Linked DNA regions of Homo sapiens: region 1 is linked to region 2. A link is a loop called in an ENCODE intact Hi-C map of the cell type or tissue named here. Cell type or tissue: mammary epithelial cell. All regions are shown on one strand.

Region 1 (4,000 bases), 93 kb before region 2:
CTCATGGCCTGTCATTGGTCTTCTGGAATTCGAAATCATATGGGTACAGGTCACAAGTTTTCTTGGTCATGAAGCTTCTCTAGTCTCTTCCTTGGGTTTGTGGACACCTGACTCCCACAGAAGGAGGCTGGCAATAAGATATAATGATCTGTTTGTGCTGCAATTGAAAACCAGCAGCAAGAAGCCTTATTATTATCCAACCCCTCATTACTAGTGTTGTCCTCCTCCGTTAGCTTGGTATCTGCCAGCCTGAACGGGCCTGGCATCTCCTTTCTGCCCCCTCCCACTGCCATGCTGTGCCCTTCCTTGCTCTCTCTGGTGTCTGCTTCCCAGGGACTGGCCCTCCTCCCTGCCCCTGTCAGCCTGCCTCCGAGGCCACAGATCTGGTTTTCCTCCCTTCTGTCTCACCTGCCTTCCTCTCAATTCTACTTTTTATCTTGTTTCTTCTCTCCTGAACTGCCACACTTCACCCTAAATCCCAGTAACGCCAACAGTTTTGGTAAATCACTTTTTGCCACAGTTTTGCCTTGCTTTGTGGGAGCCAGTTTCTTCATAATGACTCTATGCAAATTTGTAGCATTTTATGGATTTTAAAATGTTTCCACATCGGTGAATTCTTGTGAAATGGGCCTGGGTAGATAAGGAAAAGAACCTCCAAGAGGTTAAGTGATTTGCGGATTTGCCTAAATTATACAGAAGAGTCAGAACCAGTGCCCAGGCCTTCTGATTCTTAGTGCAGTAAACACTAAGCACCATCATTCCATTTCACCACACTCCTGTCTTGCTGTTGTCCTCAGCTAAGAAAGCCTACCCCTGAGTTACCCTCTTCCATCTTAGAGCCTTCCTGCTCGCTGTCTGCCCCCCTGCGATGGGGACTTCTTTGGCCCTTCTCACCCAGCCCAGCCTCTGCCCGTTTCCTTCTCCTTTCCACTGCGCTGAGCTCTTTTCTCCTCCGAGAAGCCTTCCCTTCATCTCTCCTGGCCCCATTGTCTCCCGACCTCTTTGGGCCATTATTAGTGTTCCCGTGTGGTTTTTGCCAACCACGTAGGAATTCCCTGCCTTAAGAAAGTCCACTCTCGGGCCGTGCGTGGTGGCTCACGCCTGTAATCCCAGCACTTTAGGAGGCCAAGGTGGGTGGATCACCTGAGGTCAGGAGTTCAAGACCAGCCTGACCAACAAGGTAAACCCTGTCTCTACTAAAAATACAAAAATTAGCCGGGTGTGGTGGCTTGTGCCTGTAATCCCAACTACTTGGGAGGCTGGGACAGGAGAATCACTTGAATCGGGGAGGCAGAGGATGCGGTGAGCTGAGATCACCCCACTGCACTCCAGCCTGGGCAACAGAGTGAGACTCTGTCTCAAAAAAAAAAAAAAAAAAAAAAAAAAAACTAAGAAAGTCCACTCTCTGGTAAAACATTTACCAAGCATATAAATTATGAGGTGCTGATTCATATGACAAAAAGGAGATTCACTTTTAGTAGCTGCTCTAATGCATTCCACTTAAGTGAATATTCAAGGATTATTTTGGAAGGATGGAGATAATCCAAAACTAGTGTGAGAAACTGCTGCATTAAGGAAGGAGGGAGGTTTTTCTAGATAACTGCTGCATTAAGGAAGGAGGGAGGTTTTTCTTTTATTTCTGTATTCATTCATTCCACAGACAGGTATTGAGGGCAGCCCTGACCTCCAAGAACTTAGTCTAGCAGAGGAGACAGATAAGAGAATCAATCACAAAAATGTAATTGGTGTCACGAAAGAGTCAGTACAGGGTATTGTGGGAGGAGAGGATTGTGAGGGGCACTTCCTGGAGGTGACATTGTCTCAGTGGAGGTCGGGAGGCACAGGCACGAGGCATCCAGGTAAAGAGGAGGAGAGTGATGAACAGCATGTGGAGACCCAGGAGTGAGAAGGAACAGAGAGAAAGCCACTAGTTAGTGCAGTGTTCCTGCCCCTCTGCCTCATCCCCACACCAGCAAGAACCAAAAGGCACCAGCATGAGAATTGGCAAGGCTCCAGGTAAACCATAGCTGGGATATTCAGCTGTACAGCAGTCATATGTGAGCCTGAGGAAGAACCTGTTTGGCCCACAGAGGGAGACAGAATCTACTGGGTGGGGGGGGTGTGATTTGTGGGGGAGTGTGGTTGATGGGTGGAGTGTGTTTGGTGGGGGAGTGTGGTTTGTGGGGGAGTGTGGTTGGTGGGGGAGTGTGGTTGGTGGGGGAGTGTGGTTGGTGGGGGAGTGTGATTTGTGGGGGAGTGTGGTTGGTGGGGGAGTGTGGTTGTTGGGGGGAGTGTGGTTGAGGGGGAGTGTGGTTGGTGGGGAGTGTGGTTGGTGGAGGAGTGTGATTGATGGGGGAGTGTGGTTGGTGGGGGGAGTGTGGTTGGTGGGGAGAGTGTGGTTGAGGGGGAGTGTGGTTGGTGGGGGGAGTGTGGTTGATGGGGGGAGTGTGGTTGGTGGGGGAAGTGTGGTTGGGGGAGTGTGGTGGGGGGAGTGTGGTTGGTGGGGGAGTGTGGTTGGTGGGGGAGTGTGGTTGAGGGGGAGTGTGGTTGGTGGGGGGAGTGTGGTTGGTGGGGGGAGTGTGGTTGGTGAGGGAGTGTGGTTGGTGGGAAGAGTGTGGTTGGTGGGGGGAATGTGGTTGGTAGGTAGAGTGGTTGGTGGGGGAGTGTGGTTGGTGGGAAGAGTGTGGTTGGTGGGGGAGTGTGGTTGGTGGGAAGAGTGTGGTTGGGGGGAGTGTGGTTGGTGGGAAGAGTGTGGTTGGGGGAGTGTGGTTGGTGGAGTGTGGTTGAGGGGGAGTGTGGTTGGTGGGGGGAGTGTGGTTGGTGGGAAGAGTGTGGTTGGTGGGGGAGTGTGGTTGTTGCTGTGTGCCATCGGAAGGCTATGCAAGTTTGAGCGCTTGCTTCACCTTGACAAACATTTCACTTGTTAGAGCCCTGGCTTTCTCATCTGTGCTCTGAGCTAGTCATTCCTGCCAAGCTTCCCTGCAGGTTTAAGTGCAGATGCAGTCATGACTGTGAAAGCACCCTGTGAACTGTAAAGTCTGGGCAGTTGGGTGGTGGTAGGAGAGGCAGCAACTGTGAGAGGATGAACTTGATTCTGCTGATCTCGGACGGAAACTGATTCTTGGGAGAGAGACAGAATCAAACGGCTCTGACATTTGAAAAGCCATGGCCTCGCTTACCTACAGTGAGACTTGAGAAGAAGTGCTGGGGAGGTAAAGGCTGAGATACCACCTCCGCTGCCTGAAAGACTTTGCAAGATACTCCAGCTGGGGATAGGAGATGGCTAGAATGACCTCCAACTATCTTCACACCCGAGGCTGGGGCTGCCCTTCCAGGCCTGCAGTTCTGTATTTTCCCTTAGAAGGTTCTGGAGGCAGACGGAACCTCAGAAGCAAACGGTTTATTTTTTAGGTTTTTCAGTTTATTTTTAAATTTCTGACTGTGATGGTGTTTATTTTTTCCTTTTCCCTTTCCCCACTTCCCCGGCTCAGCATCAGAAAGGGACCATCTGTCCGTTGCCTTGCTGTGGCCATTTTAGAACCAGCGCAAGGCTGCTTGAATCTGGTCCCCTCTTCTCCCTCACTCCCTCCCCCACCACCTGGCTTTCTCTACTCTGCACTGCCTGCTTTCATCCAGCTCCCTCCAGGTGTCAGCTGCCACCTCTTATAGGCCTCCATCTGTGAAGACCTCCAGGCTGAGTCCAGCCACCAGACCAGGGCCCCTGTCTGAGGCAGCCAGATCTGTGGGGAACCTAGACATGGAGGCAGCAAAATTACCCTTTGAGAGGAGGAGGGGAATAAATTCCAGTCTCCTTGCTCCAGGCAGGGCCCCTCTGCTCTGACTGGTTTCTGATGAGAATGGTATGTGTATTCATGTATGTGTCATGTCCTGACTTGTTTCTGCCTCTGCATGTACCTGCAAGTCAGTGTGTGTGTGCATGCGTGTGTCTCACACATCCCTCTGGCATAGAGATCCATGAGTGATTTATAAACTGCCTTTC
Region 2 (4,000 bases):
GCCAGCCTGGGCAATGTGGTGAGACCCCATCTCTATAAAAAAATAAAATTAGCTGGGCATGGTGGTGTGCACTTGTAGTCCCAGCTAATTGGGAGACTGAGACAGGAGAATCACTTGAACCAGGAAGGCGGAGGTTGTCGGGGGCTGAGATTGCACCACTGTGCTCCAGCCTGGGCGACAGAGGGAGTCCCTTTCTCAAAAAAATAATAATAAAAATAAAGATGGCAGTAGGAAGGTTTCAGCTTGAGATGCTGTCTTTTCTTCTGTTTTTATGCATAAATACAACGAAGACGGGAGAGGAGATGGAAAGCAAAGATGATTAAGTGAAATAATTGTGGGAAACAATAGAGGGATAGACTTTGCTTATAGGGGATGTGGACAGAGCAGAAAAATGGGAGGAATGGGGAGGATTCAGTTAGAGAAGGAAGAAACCGGTACCAAGGGGCTGGGGCTTTAGGCCCTGGGGCCTCCAGTGCCCGTATAAGGCTGTGGCAGAAGCCCTGCCCATTTCCGTTCCTTCCACTCCCTATCTCCACCCTCACACCTCCCCAAAAACCCACTTCCCTTCTTACCTCTGCTTCTCTTTGCTTGTCCCTTCTAGCCCTAAATTCTTCCATGTTCTGCCCTGACCTTATCCTGCCTACCTGTCTTATCTCTTCCACTGGCTTTGTAGGTGAGGGGAAATTTTTGCAAGGCTTTAAAAGCCTTAGCCCTGGGTCATTGTGGCTCAGTGAAGGACTAGATTATTTTCTTTCTGTCCCAGGAGACCAGTATGATGTCTGTGCCATTTGCCTGGATGAATATGAGGATGGGGACAAGCTGCGGGTACTCCCCTGTGCTCATGGTGAGGCCCTCACTGCCTGCCCATGCCCCTCTGCCACCAGCAGCCACCAGGTGCTTCACCTTGTTCCTCTCTGCAGCCTACCACAGCCGCTGCGTGGACCCCTGGCTCACTCAGACCCGGAAGACCTGCCCCATTTGCAAGCAGCCTGTTCATCGGGGTCCTGGGGACGAAGACCAAGAGGAAGAAACTCAAGGGCAAGAGGAGGGTGATGAAGGGGAGCCAAGGGACCACCCTGCCTCAGAAAGGACCCCACTTTTGGGTTCTAGCCCCACTCTTCCCACCTCCTTTGGTTCCTTAGCCCCAGCTCCCCTTGTTTTTCCTGGGCCTTCAACAGATCCCCCACTGTCCCCTCCCTCTTCCCCTGTTATCCTGGTCTAATAACCCCCCACACATACACCTCTGGTGACCTATTTGCACAGACCGTCGTCTTCCCTCCAGTCTTCTGAGGGATAGGGGACATTCCATCCCAAGCTTCTCCCTTACCCACACCTATCCTTTTGAGGGGCTTTGGGGTGGAGCTGGGGCAAGCAGAGGGACTGGGTCTTCACTTCTTGGGCTAATAAAATTGTTTCTTTGTGGACTAAGGAAGGGTAAGATCATTCTCACACAGGTGAACTTAACCCTTTGGTGGAATCACCCCTTTAGCCATAAGGAGCAAGGGAATGCTGAGAGACACTAACCTATAGTCATGGGGACAGCCCCAGCCGGCATTTGCTATGACTCAGAAGGGGGAGCCCCACCCACAAGGATGACTCAACTAGCCCTGCCTTGCCTGCAGGCCTGCACCCATTCTCTGGTCCAGATGGCTCTATTCCATCATCCACCAATTTGACCAGCACACTGAGGACTTAGGCCTGGAAATGCCACTGTGGAGGGGCAGGGCCACCTGGCCAGAAGCTCAAATTCCTGCACCTTGTAGTACCTCAACCTCCCTGCTCCCAAGCCACGATAAAGGAGGCAAGTCACAGTGCCTATCCCCCATTCTGACACCCAAGCTCAAATCACACAGCACCTTGTTAGTAGAATCTTTTTTATTCAGAAAAAAAAAACCCCAAAAAACAAAAGTTTTCCAACCACACACGGGAGGGATATGGGTAGGGGGAGGTGTCTGTCCATCCAGCCCTGGCCCCCAGCCCATGTGGTTTTGGCAGCAATAAGGGGTATGGGGTAATGGCCCAAAAAATAAAATGGTTTGTGTGTGTATGGGGAGGAAAGGGGTGCAAAGCTGTGGGGAGCGGTGAAGGGGAAGGGACAGACGAGGTCAGTACTGGGAACGCCGAAGGTGGGAGGCCATTTCATAACATTTCTTGTTGATCAAACCACCGTGGACACCTTCTTTGCCCATCAGCAGGACTAGCGCTGGAGGAGGAGGAAAGAGAAAGGAGGCTAGGATCCAGGTGTCACAATTCCACCCCCTGCCAGCTGTTCAGCAGCTGTCCAGCCCTGGGGGCTGTAACCCAACCTCATCTCTCCCAACCCGCCCCCCCACCACACACAGGCAGGCTGTCAGTCACCCTGAAACAATAAGGCTTTTCAAAAGAGGAAAATCAAGCTTAAACGCTGGAGAGGAACAGACTAAAAACTTAGGGGTCAAAGGCTCATAGACTGTTGATTCATGTGTTCAGGCTAGAAAGGGCTGTGGATGTGCATGCCACCTCCAGGTTCTAACAAAAGAACTCAAACGATGAACTCGATGATTCAAGACCCCAACAATCTACCTATACTCCTAGAAAACAGTTTCTAATCCGAGCTCAAGGCAGTAAGTAATTTAAGAGGTAATGCAGTTCAGCAACTTCGAATTACAAGATGAGGAACTGAGACAGAATGGAGGGACTATCCCGTGTTCCAGCATCCAGCAGACAAGGAACACAATACTGGTCTGACTCCCTTCATGTTGGGGAATCACACAAAAAAGCACCCTCAAGATTACCAGAAGGCGGTACATTAGAGATCTTGGAGCTAAAGGAAGGGTAAGACTCAGGAACTCACTCTTGTCAGTCTTGGTGACAGTGACATTGAAGGTGGGGGCCCCACCGGTGCTCTTGGTACGAAGATCCATGCTAAATTCCCCATCCTGCAGCAGTGAGTCCCGGATCACCGAACATTTCTGGCCCCCAAGTGTCAGCCCATTCACGTAAAAACTTGACCGGTCTTTGCCAACCAGGACACCCACCTCAGCTGGCTGGAAGAGGAACCAAGCGCCCATCAAGTTAGTCAGTGCACCAAGATTCCCACCGTGTTCTCCAAAGACCCACCTGTCTTCCACTTCTGAGAACCACCCCGCCGTGGGGGCTAAGTATAAATTATATACTCAGTACACATCAATGAACTGTGAGAAACTCTGAGGACTGTGGGACGTTAGTGCAGAAAAAGATCATGATTCTGAAACTTAGAATATGGAACCAGGGAGGAAGGGATGACATACTCCTCTAGAGATTTAGATGTCAGTGTTAATGGGGAAAGTAAACCCAGGAAATAAAGGGAGTCAGTGAGGTAAGTGAGGAGCCTTTGGATGCTCAGAACTCTCCTTCAGGAAAAGCAGAAGCGGAGAGGGGAAGGGAGGGGGGCGGGCGAGGCAAGAGAAGCAACTTTGCCCTTATTTGGTCAAAGGTTCTGCAGGAGCTGTTAGGGCCCGGACGCCTGGGTCTCCAAGTAACCTAGAGTTTAGCTCCAGGTATCTCTGCTCTGAGATGAGGAAGCAGACCCCTGGGGGCTTTCCGGGAAAGTTGGAAAACTTTTGAAGGTGGACAGGGGCCAGACCCGGCAGGCCAGCTCTCGGGTCTAGGTACCCCGGGAACCTTTCCCCCCTCCCCCTTTCACCCCAAGCCCCCACATCCGGTCCCCTCCCGCCCGGAAACCCCCTTCCCCCCCCTTTTGAACTTCCGCTCCCCCTCCCCACTTCCGGGCAGTGTGGACAGGGAGATGGTGGTGGGAGCAGCGGTAGTAAACCAATATACTTTCGCTTATGCTGTCTCAGAACTTCTCACAAAGTTCCCCTGCTCCAGGCCCCGCCGGATGGCGGGAAGGGAGGGCGAGGGGACTTCCGGGATTGGCCTCGCAGGAATGTTGAATCCAACGTGCTGAGCTGGGGGGGCGTGTGGTGGCCTCGCCCTCTCTAACGGAGTTAGGAGGGGCCAGAAGCCCACAGAGGGTGGG

The links. A loop is a pair of places that touch in the nucleus more often than their neighbours do. Peaks named below come from ENCODE experiments on the same cell type or tissue, not always from the same donor. Only the 100,000 strongest peaks of a DNase experiment are listed, where the experiment ranks them.
Region 1: it touches region 2 in a loop (4-fold over the local background); 1 of 110 quality-filtered maps calls a loop at or near these places.

What each region holds. Positions count from the first base shown.
Region 1 is chr17:4,850,640-4,854,639 of GRCh38, forward strand. All of the region lies in intron 1 of MINK1 (misshapen like kinase 1), which reads left to right. Among named protein-coding and RNA genes, the nearest start is that of MINK1, 19 kb to the left of the region's middle. RefSeq lists an enhancer at 3,207-4,000. In mammary epithelial cell, a CTCF peak has its summit at 2,077; DNase peaks (open chromatin) are centred at 2,022, 2,982 and 3,882; H3K27ac peaks cover 3,041 bases.
Region 2 is chr17:4,943,795-4,947,794 of GRCh38, forward strand. RNF167 (ring finger protein 167) reads left to right here. Exons shown (of 10, transcript NM_015528.3): 9 at 764-844; 10 at 921-1,428. The coding sequence ends at 1,222. It overlaps PFN1 (profilin 1), which reads right to left. Exons shown (of 3, transcript NM_005022.4): 2 at 2,834-3,026; 3 at 1,858-2,203. The coding sequence ends at 2,106. Among named protein-coding and RNA genes, the nearest start is that of PFN1, 2.7 kb to the right of the region's middle. RefSeq lists enhancers at 418-961, 596-645, 1,516-1,565, 1,576-1,665, 1,726-1,895 and 1 more. In mammary epithelial cell, no CTCF peak of the experiment used is centred here; a DNase peak (open chromatin) is centred at 1,597; H3K4me3 peaks cover 2,396 bases; H3K27ac peaks cover 3,270 bases.